2 separate regions of the Homo sapiens genome follow, and region 2 is linked to region 1. The links are chromatin contacts, found by Hi-C or POLR2A ChIA-PET in ENCODE. All regions are on one chromosome and are shown on one strand. Each heading gives the region's core, a stretch centred on a gene start or an enhancer-like site at or near the end of the contact. The rest is flanking DNA. Distances are from core to core; before and after follow the strand shown. Region 1 holds the start of DUT-AS1 (DUT antisense RNA 1). Region 2 holds the start of GALK2 (galactokinase 2).

Region 1 (4,687 bases), core at 1,251-3,750:
TTTTTTAAAGCACTTAGAATACACCTGACATAAAGTAGTAACAATGTGTATCTTTGTTAAAATGAGAGAGAAATCCCCAAAATGGCAAAGATAGGAAAAACAACCATGCTTTTCAAGTACTGACTTGCATTTTCAGAAGGTTCAAATTGGCACTAGACTTAGGTAATTGAATTAATCAGCATGACTGATAGGATAACTATAGTCTGATAAAGAAAACACCATGAAGGGCAGGGTGCGGTGGCTCACGCCTGTAATCCCAGCACTTTGGGAGGCCGAGGTGGGCGGATCACCTGAGGTCGGGAGTTCGAGACCAGCCTGACCAACATGGAGAAACCCCATCTCTACTAAAAATACAAAATTAGCCAGGCGTGGTGGCGCATGCCTGTAATTCCAGCTACTTGGAAGGCTGAGGAGGAGAATTGCTTGAACCTGGGAGGAGGTTGGGGTGAGCCGAGATCGAGCCATTGCACTCCAGCAAGGCTCTGTCTCAAAAAAAAAAACAAAAACTATGAAGTAAATTATGGTTGAAACATGTTTAGTTCTTAACTGCAGTATCTTGCATTTAAGGTGTATGTTCATAACAAGTTATATTTCTATTGTCATAAAGAACGTTCTATTAAATGCTTACTGGCTCAGAATCCTATTACTTTTTGCCAGTTAGATTATGGCCGTTTCTCTTTTAGTCTAAAATAAACTCAGCTGAAAAGTAACAATAAACACTTTATGTATACAGATTAACAACAAAAAATAGAAGGTAACCTGCTTGGTGTTAGATATTGTAATAAGCCAAACAAGTAACTTTTGTGTAAACACTGAAGTAAGTGCTTTGAAGAATTCATAAAAGTTTATGACTCTAATTCATGTGAGAGATAAAATGCATATACATCAGAAGATTACACAATGAAAGTATATGGCTAACGACTAATGAATGATATAGTAAGTGTTAAAAGAGATAAGATGGGGCAGAGGTCACTACTGATTGTAAAAAGTTTCATGAATGAAGCGAGACTTTTATCTGGGTCTAGGAAAATGAAGTCGTTACAATCATTACATCTTAGTACAAGCAAGGAATCAAATAGTATGTCTCTCATGTGAACATTTTAAGTAAATAACTGGAGAAAGTACTTCAACAAAATAAGGGAGCAAAATAATGTTGGCTCAAAATGAGGTCGAAAAGTTGCAGGGCTCGGATCGTGTTGCTAAAGGCATAAATTTGGGAGTCCTCAAGCTGTAGCTAATAGTTAACGTCCAGAGAAGGTAGTGTATATTCCATAGCCTCATGCAAAGGAATTCCAACTACGAAGACGAACCAGTTAAGGAGACCGAAAAGGGGGGGCCTGTATGGAAAGGCATAGCAACGAATGTAAAATTTCCCCAATAATACTCTAAAACTGCCCCACAGCTTTTTTAATTTTGAAAATTCAAAACCATTCAATTCAGCTCGCAGATTTTTGTGAGAAATAAGGAGATACTTGCAGCTCAGAAAAAATTATTAACAACTATCTAGAAAGTTACTGCTTTATCCCCCACTGTAAACTATACTACCACGACCCGGGATCCTTGTTCGACTCCTAGCCAAGGGGTTCCCACTGCGTTTCTGTTGGGTTATCCCAAACCTGTGATAGGATAGTAGCGCCCTCCCTGCCTCCGGTCGAATAAACACTACAACGTCTGACACTCGGTGCTGAAAGGAAATCGGGCGCGGTGTCTTGCCCACAGCTTGGGGAGCGGCCCCGGGCGCAATAACTGTCACCGGCGCCGAGATGCGGTTCCGGCGCTTAGGGCGCCGCTAAACTCAGAGCCCGGGAGTCATGGCTGCGGGCGGTGCCGCCCCAGGTAAATCAGTCCAGGAGCAGGGCCCGGGCCTGGCGTACACTCTCGGAAAAATGGGGGCCAGAGCAAACAAGAAGAGCGAAAGCAAGAGGGCTAGGCAGCCAGAGGCGGCAGCAAGACTCAAGACGCCAACGGCGCCGTCTTCCTGGGGCCCCAGGGCCTGCGCCATCCCTGGGCTGCCGGGGCACCGCCTCTCCACGCCCCTCGTCCGGCGGCGGCTGCGACTGCTTCCGAGGTCATGTTCCCAGGACGGGCGCGTCTTCAGGGTGGAAGCCTGGCGCACGTCCGGAGGTGCCGAGGACCCAACCAGCCCAAACTCTGGGGGAAATGACTCCCCTCTGCCCTCGCCCCGCGCTCTGCTACCATTTCCTTACGTCTCTGCTTCGCTCAGCGATGCAAAACGCGCGAGGCGCACGGCAGAGGGCCGAAGCCGCGGTACTCTCCGGGCCAGGCCCGCCCCTCGGCCGCGCCGCGCAGCACGGGATTCCCCGGCCGCTGTCCAGCGCTGGCCGCCTGAGCCAAGGCTGCCGCGGAGCCAGTACAGTCGGGGCCGCTGGCTGGAAGGGCGAGCTTCCTAAGGCGGGGGGAAGCCCGGCGCCGGGGCCGGGTAGGAAAGGCGGGGGAGGGGCTCCGGCCGTCTGGAAGGAATCCACGCGGCTTGAGGCTGTGGGGGAAGTAGGGTGGCGAGCGGTCCTTCTGCGCGCGGGGGGCGGGGGGGGTGGGGTGGTCCATTAGGGTCCCCTGGCGAGGGGGCGGCTTTCTAGTGTGTGAGGGCGACGCCCTAGAAGCTCCCCTTCAAAGTTGGCCCCACGCGCTGAATGTGGAAAGTTGACTGGGACCCAGTAGTTTCCCATCCCAAACCTGCTTTCCGAGAAGGGCTTCAAACCCAAAATGTGAATCCCGCCTCCCCTCTCAGCCAGAACTGTGGACTCGTCCCGGGGAGGGGCGGTGGGTGGGGCGGGGCTGGCGGGAAATTTCGGTTTTGGCGCGCTCCCTGCGGCGACGCTCATCGTGCGCTCTCCTCTTCCCCCGGTGGTCTCCTCGCTCGCCTTCTGGCTCTGCCATGCCCTGCTCTGAAGAGACACCCGCCATTTCACCCAGTAAGCGGGCCCGGCCTGCGGAGGTGGGCGGCATGCAGCTCCGCTTTGCCCGGCTCTCCGAGCACGCCACGGCCCCCACCCGGGGCTCCGCGCGCGCCGCGGGCTACGACCTGTACAGGTGAGCGGGGACCTGCCGGCGAGGAGGCTGGGAAGGGCCGGCCGTCCGCTGCCACAGCTAGAAACAGTCACCGGAGAGATCACAGGAACACACTAGCTATAAATAGGATTTCTGCCTTTTTCGTGTTTAAAATTTTAGCTTTCATCTTTGGCATAAATTAAATAGAGATTTGGGCAAAGACTGCAGAATAAGTAAAATAGCTATACGGTGTCTAGCAAGGCGTTACTTTGCAACGTTTATTGTGCCCTTCCTAAATAGAAGATAGAGAGGAAGGCCCATGGTGGCTTTCGAGTGGCCCGAGGGTGATGCTGTGCTCAATAGAAAAACCAAGGTGAGAGCCTAGATGTGAGCGTGAAAATACCTAAGAAGGATGAACGAAGATGCATCTGCCTTAAAAAGTTATTTTCTATACATTCATCCGGCCCAGGGCGGAATTTGAGAAGGCATCTGAAAACGAAAGGCAGAGCTGCCTGTAATCTACCACACTTTCATCTCTACAGCACGTTTTACCTGTACTAAAAACTTTCCGTATGCTGTTGTATTTAGTCCTCACAACAATCCTTAACTAGATAAGTGTTACTTTTTACACAGGCAGGAGTTTGTGAAGAGCTGAATTGATTTCCCCAGAGGCTTGAAGATGATATAATTTTTTATCCCGAATTTTGGGCTTTTTTTTTTTCATCTGACTACTGTGCCCAGTTCTTAGAACCATTAAGGTAGGAGAAAAGTAATGCTGAGAGGGAAGGAGATTTTATACTAAATCCCAAGCATTGGGATTTATTTTAAAGTATCTCAGATAATTCAAACATGAGAACTATTAGTCTAAGCACAGGAGAAGAGAAAGTAGTGCCTGATGATAGCAACAGAAAAAAAAGGAAAAGGAAAGTAGGTATGGACAATTGTAGCTGGAAAAACTACAGTCTCTTAATTTTGATGAATAAAAGTAGAGTGATATAGTTTGACTAGACCTTTCCAAAGTATATTTTGGAGCACTTTCTTGAGTCCTAGGGGAGTCCTTGATTTAAGATACCTTAAGTAGACTCCTAATAAACACAGGTGACTTTCTGTATACTGAAATTGACATGGAAATAATGGATCAGCAATAAATTAGGGCTTAACTGTTTAAAGAGGGATTTCAGTGAAAGAAGGGGTAGTACTGCTTTACCAGAGTTAATTAAGGTCTCCAAAGTAAACTTCCGGTTCTGCTCATTGTAAAATCTCTTAAATTTCTACCCAGGAGAGGGCCACAGTAATATCAAGAGTAGCAGCATTTGCTATGTGGACTTTAGAGGAATTCTGTTCCTAAGCAAGGTCCATCTCCAGGGGCCGTTCACGGTGATCAGCTGTCTCCCTCAGCCAGGAAATTCATAGCCTAAGCTTGGTAAACTACCAAGCCCTGCCTGACAGATACAACACAGTTCTTTATCTCTTATTTTGTCCACCCGTTTTTCTCCTTTCCTTCTGCATATTTTCCCTAATCACACAGATCATTGTGAGAATAAAATGGGTTAATATATGTAAACCAATTAGAACTGTTCCTGGCACACAGTAAAGGCTTAATCAATGATAGCTAGTATTATTAGTAGTATTTGGCCTTTTTTCTTTGTTCTTTCTTCATTTTTTTCCTTTTCAAACT
Region 2 (4,373 bases), core at 1,765-4,264, 840 kb after region 1:
CATTTATTAGTTTATAATTCAGATTCTAAACCTATTGTAAGAGTGCCTACTTGCAAAAAGCAAAGAACCAGAGGTTCAGGATTTGTGAAAATAAAAATACTGTAAAATATAAATGTTTAAATATTTTCTTTTCTTTTTTTTTGAGATGGAGTTTCGCTCTTGGTTGCCCAGGCTGGAGTGCAGTGGCGTGATTTTGGCTTACTCAATCTCCATCTCCTGGGTTCAAGCGATTCTCCCGCCTCAGCCTCCCAAGCTGCTGGGATTACAGGCGCCCGCCACCACACCTGGCTATATTTTTGTAGTTTTAGTAGAGATGGGGTTTCACCATGTTGGCCAGGCCGTTCTCGAACTCCTGACCTCAGGTGATCTGCCCACCTTGGCCTCCCAAAGTGCTGGGATTATAGGCATGAGCCACTGTGCCCAGCCAAATGTTTAAATGTTTTCACTATTAGATATGTCTAATAAGAACTAAAGGAATATCTTCTTGAAATTGAAAAGGAAATAATATTTTTCTATCCCATAAGGATTGTTGGAAAGGTTTAAAGAGACAATAATATACGCAAAGTGCTTACTTAGCAAGATGCCTAGTATAAGGAAGGTAGTATAAGAAAGTAATGTTTTGTTTTTGGTGTCCATTTGGGGTTCTCTAGTAGTTTGGACAGGTTATTTTAAGAGTAATCCTTTATGAAAATTATAATGTACACATTTTATTTTGGGACAAGGATTCTAATCATTTCAATAATTTATTTTTAAGCACAGTTTACTGGGGTCTCAACAAAAGTCACATATTCAGAAGTAGTATGGCCTCTAGGCTAGGAGTCTAGAGACCTAGGTTTTAGTTCTAGCTCTGTTAATCCTGTTTTACTTTGTGCCAATCATTTCAAAAAAGGATGCTTTACTAATTGCTCTGTAAGGTGCTTTCTAGTCTGCATCGGTTTTGTTGAGACTGCAATAGCAATGTATCCAAGGTCCAAACTAATGATTTGCCATCTGGTTTCATTTAGCAAAGTTAATGTTCGGTCATCAAGTACATATTCAGTAGGAAGTATTCTTTTTCGAAACAGTTTCTACAGTCATTTTTTTTTAACCCTGTATAAAATGAGTTTATTTTGGACTGTTAAAAAAATTCAAAACTTTAAAATTTGTTATTTTTCAACTAATGCAAAAGAATATATTAGAAACATCTGAATAAAAAATGATTCTGGGCTGGGCACGGTGGCTCACACCTTTAATCCCAGAATTTTGGAAGGCCGAGGTGGGCTGATCACCTGAGGTCAGGAGCTCGAGACCAGCCTGCCCAGCATGGTGAAACCCCGTCTTTACTAAAAATACAAAAATTAGCTGGTGTGGTGGCGGCTGCCTGTATTCCCAGCTACTTGGGAGGCTGAGACGGGAGAATCGTTTGAACCTGGGAGGTGGAGGTTGTAGTGAACAGAGATCATGCCATTGCACTCCAGCCTGGGCAACAAAGAGCGAAACTCCATCTAAAAAAAAAAAAAAAGATTCTGTTCTTTTCTGTATTTACTGATGTCCCTAAACATTTTACATTTTTTTTTAAAATTTAGGTTATCTCCCTATTAAAACTATTTACAAGTGACAGTGATGACTCCTGTTACTCAAAATTAAACCAAAATGAACATCAAACTGGGATTTATTGGGGCCCAGAAACAAGAAGATATAATTCATTCATTTGAAAATGATAAAGAGGGACTGAAATAATAGTGAGAAAGCTGCCCTGAGACCAGAGTAACTTTGTTTCTTTGATGTATCATTTACAGTAATAACCCAACGGGGTGCCAAGGGGCTGCCACTCTTTGGCTATGCTTTATTGTCCATTCACACTTTGTCTCCATGTTTCCTTCCCCCTTCCTCCTGTATACATGTATACAGAAGGGGGAAGGAAACATGGAGACAAAGTATGCATATACATATAGAAATTCTGGAGCAGTAACTTACTGATGTATACAACTTATCGAATCTCTCTGAGTTATGCTACTACCCCTAGTGTGTTGGGCATGTTGGCTCAAACTTCCTTAATCAGGAAACTTTGGAATGGGTTTATTGCTAGCTGTCTTTGCTTGGGTTTAATCTCAATATTTCTGAGGTGCAAAGTGCACTAGATTGAGAGTTAATAGATCTGAATTTTAATTCCAGTTTTGTTCCCAATGATCACTGTGACCTCAGGCACATCATTTCACCTTTCGTCGTTCATTCAGTTTATCTTACCTATTCATTAAAAACCAATCTGCCTGCCCCCAGTTGCTTTCTAGTGGTAGTGATGATGGAGGTGGTGAGAGACACAATAAATACATAAGCAAATAGGAGAACTATGAAGGAAGGAAAAGTTAGTGATGTACTAGGGATAGTGTACTTTTGATAGGGCATCTAGGATTTCTCTAGATAAGTGAAAAATGAAGAGGTTTAACTGGATGCTAAGGGGTCTTGCACATTAAAAGGCATGTGTTTCCGTCTTTTCACTACTGTGTTCTAGGAAGGCCCACCAATGCCTCTAACCTGTAAATAAATGCAAATCTATTTAAATCAAGTGATACATCAATTTTATGTTGCTTGATTTGGAAGTAATCCGCAAAGAAGCAATAGCTAAACATTTTAGTGTTGTTTGGGGAGTAGCTGCTGAACAATAAAGACCAAAACCATAACTAAAAAACAAACAAACAAACAAAAAAACGCAGCCCGAGACAGATCAGAAACTAGGTGTATGTAGGGCGCCAGGTTATGACACTGTTCTCTGACATCCACAGGGCGCAAAAAGAAAACCTCACTAGTCAGCTTCGCACGTGCTCTGCGCAGGGGCTCCTGCGAGGCCCTAGTCCCTCCCTGGGAGCTAAGAGCAGGACGGAGGCTGTACCTGACTGCTGCTTGGAGGGAACCCTGGCTGAGTCCAGGGAGGAGGAGCCAGAGGAGGGGCCGATTGGAAGCAGCCACCTCAGCGAAGCTGCAGGATTTCCGCAGGGCGGGAGCTGTTTATCTCCCGGAAGAAAACGGCTCCTGTCACAGAAGTCTCGTGATTGCTCTGGGAGCTTTGCTTAGACACTTGAAACTACAGGAGAAAGAAGGATCTAGCGAAATATGGCTACAGAGAGCCCTGCTACGCGTCGGGTCCAGGTGGCAGAACATCCTAGGTGGGGGAGAGGAGACGCCGGGCTTTGGGATCTGCTGGGTTGGCTACGTGTAGATCGGGTCCACAGCACTTGGCTCCTCCCTTGGGGCGCTGCTTTTGGTCCCGGGGAGCAAGTGGAACCCTTGGGATTCTATAAGGACACGTGGCTGGGCTTGCAAAAAAGATCACGCCGCAAACACATTCTACCTTGACTACTACGAAGGGTTGTATGTTTTTTTCTTCATCCATGCAGATTCTTCTTTTCCTTTTCTTGTTGTAATTAGTGTACTCTTTCTACTGGGCTTCAGCAGAAATGCCCATATCCACACTGAACTCCTCTCTTTGTCTCGCATGCCAGTTGATACTGCTTTTTAAAAGTCTTCTTTCTAAATATTAATTGAAAACAAACACAAAAACCTTCTTGGTGTCTGCATCCTCTTTAAAACAAAACAAAACAAAAACACGAGAATCTCTGAACTGTCACTTAGGGAATTAATTTGCTGGCAGTCCCTAGCTACACAGTAACTAATAGTTTAGTGATGTCTCGGGGAGGATCTTTTCAGTTACAGGTACTTTGTAGAAATACTTCGTTCTGACTAATGGGGCTGAGGTCTCATAAAATGAAGTCTGTCACCTGCTACATTAGCGAAGGGCTTTCCTGACTCTCTGCTTTTGCTGTTTTTCTTTTCTTTTCTTTCTTCCTTCCTTTCTTTTTTCTTTTTCTTTTTCTTTTTTTTTTTTTTTTTGAGACGGAGTTTTGCTCTTGTTGCCCAGGCTGGAGTGCAGTGGCGCCATCTTGGCTCACCGCAACCTCCGCCTCCCAGGTTCAAGCGATTCTCCTGTCTCAGCCTCCTGAGTAGGTGGGATTACAGGCAGGCGTCACCACACCCGGCTAATTTTGTATTTTCATCAGAGATGGGGTTTCTCTATGTTGGTCAGGCTGGTCTCGAGCTCCTGAGCTCAAGTGATCCGCTCACCCTGGCCTCCCAAAGTGCTGGGATTACAGACGTGAGCCATCGCGCCCGGCCCTCTGCCTTTGCTGTTTTCAGTTTTTTTCTGTTAGTTTTTTTCTCTGGCATCAAGTCCTTAAGCTCTTCCTACTTGGTGGTTTATTACCACCGTGTGTCAGTTGATGATATTATACTTTACTACAACTTGAAAATGTTCTTTCATCCTTAAACCAGCAAACAGTGTGTCTTTAGTTACCAGAAAGAAGCATGATTTCTTATTATAGAGTCCAGCACAGCTTTGG

What was found. Hi-C counts contacts between places; a loop is a spot of excess contacts on that map. ChIA-PET counts read pairs that join two places held with the same protein, here RNA polymerase II (POLR2A). Pooled maps may share reads with other maps.
Region 2: a map of CD8-positive, alpha-beta T cell shows a loop between it and region 1 (7-fold over the local background). The contact joins the promoter of GALK2 here to the promoter of DUT-AS1 in region 1. A Hi-C loop is called at or near these places in 2 of 168 maps with a recorded cell type or tissue (CD8-positive, alpha-beta T cell and naive thymus-derived CD4-positive, alpha-beta T cell) and 9 of 50 pooled maps. POLR2A ChIA-PET finds 5 or more read pairs at or near these places in 2 of 52 experiments (WTC11 and activated T-cell).

What each region holds. Positions count from the first base shown.
Region 1 is chr15:48,329,356-48,334,042 of GRCh38, forward strand. It overlaps DUT-AS1 (DUT antisense RNA 1), which reads right to left and starts at 2,501. Exons shown (of 3, transcript NR_186809.1): 1 at 2,208-2,501. DUT (deoxyuridine triphosphatase) reads left to right here and starts at 2,074. Exons shown (of 7, transcript NM_001025248.2): 1 at 2,074-2,440; 2 at 2,913-3,051. The coding sequence starts at 2,161. RefSeq lists silencers at 113-303, 2,297-2,506, 2,557-2,851 and enhancers at 1,582-2,108, 2,109-2,633, 2,557-2,851.
Region 2 is chr15:49,167,233-49,171,605 of GRCh38, forward strand. GALK2 (galactokinase 2) reads left to right here and starts at 3,015. Exons shown (of 10, transcript NM_002044.4): 1 at 3,015-3,143. The coding sequence starts at 3,091. It overlaps MIR4716 (microRNA 4716), which reads right to left and starts at 1,921; the gene lies at 1,838-1,921. RefSeq lists enhancers at 2,427-3,331, 2,963-3,202.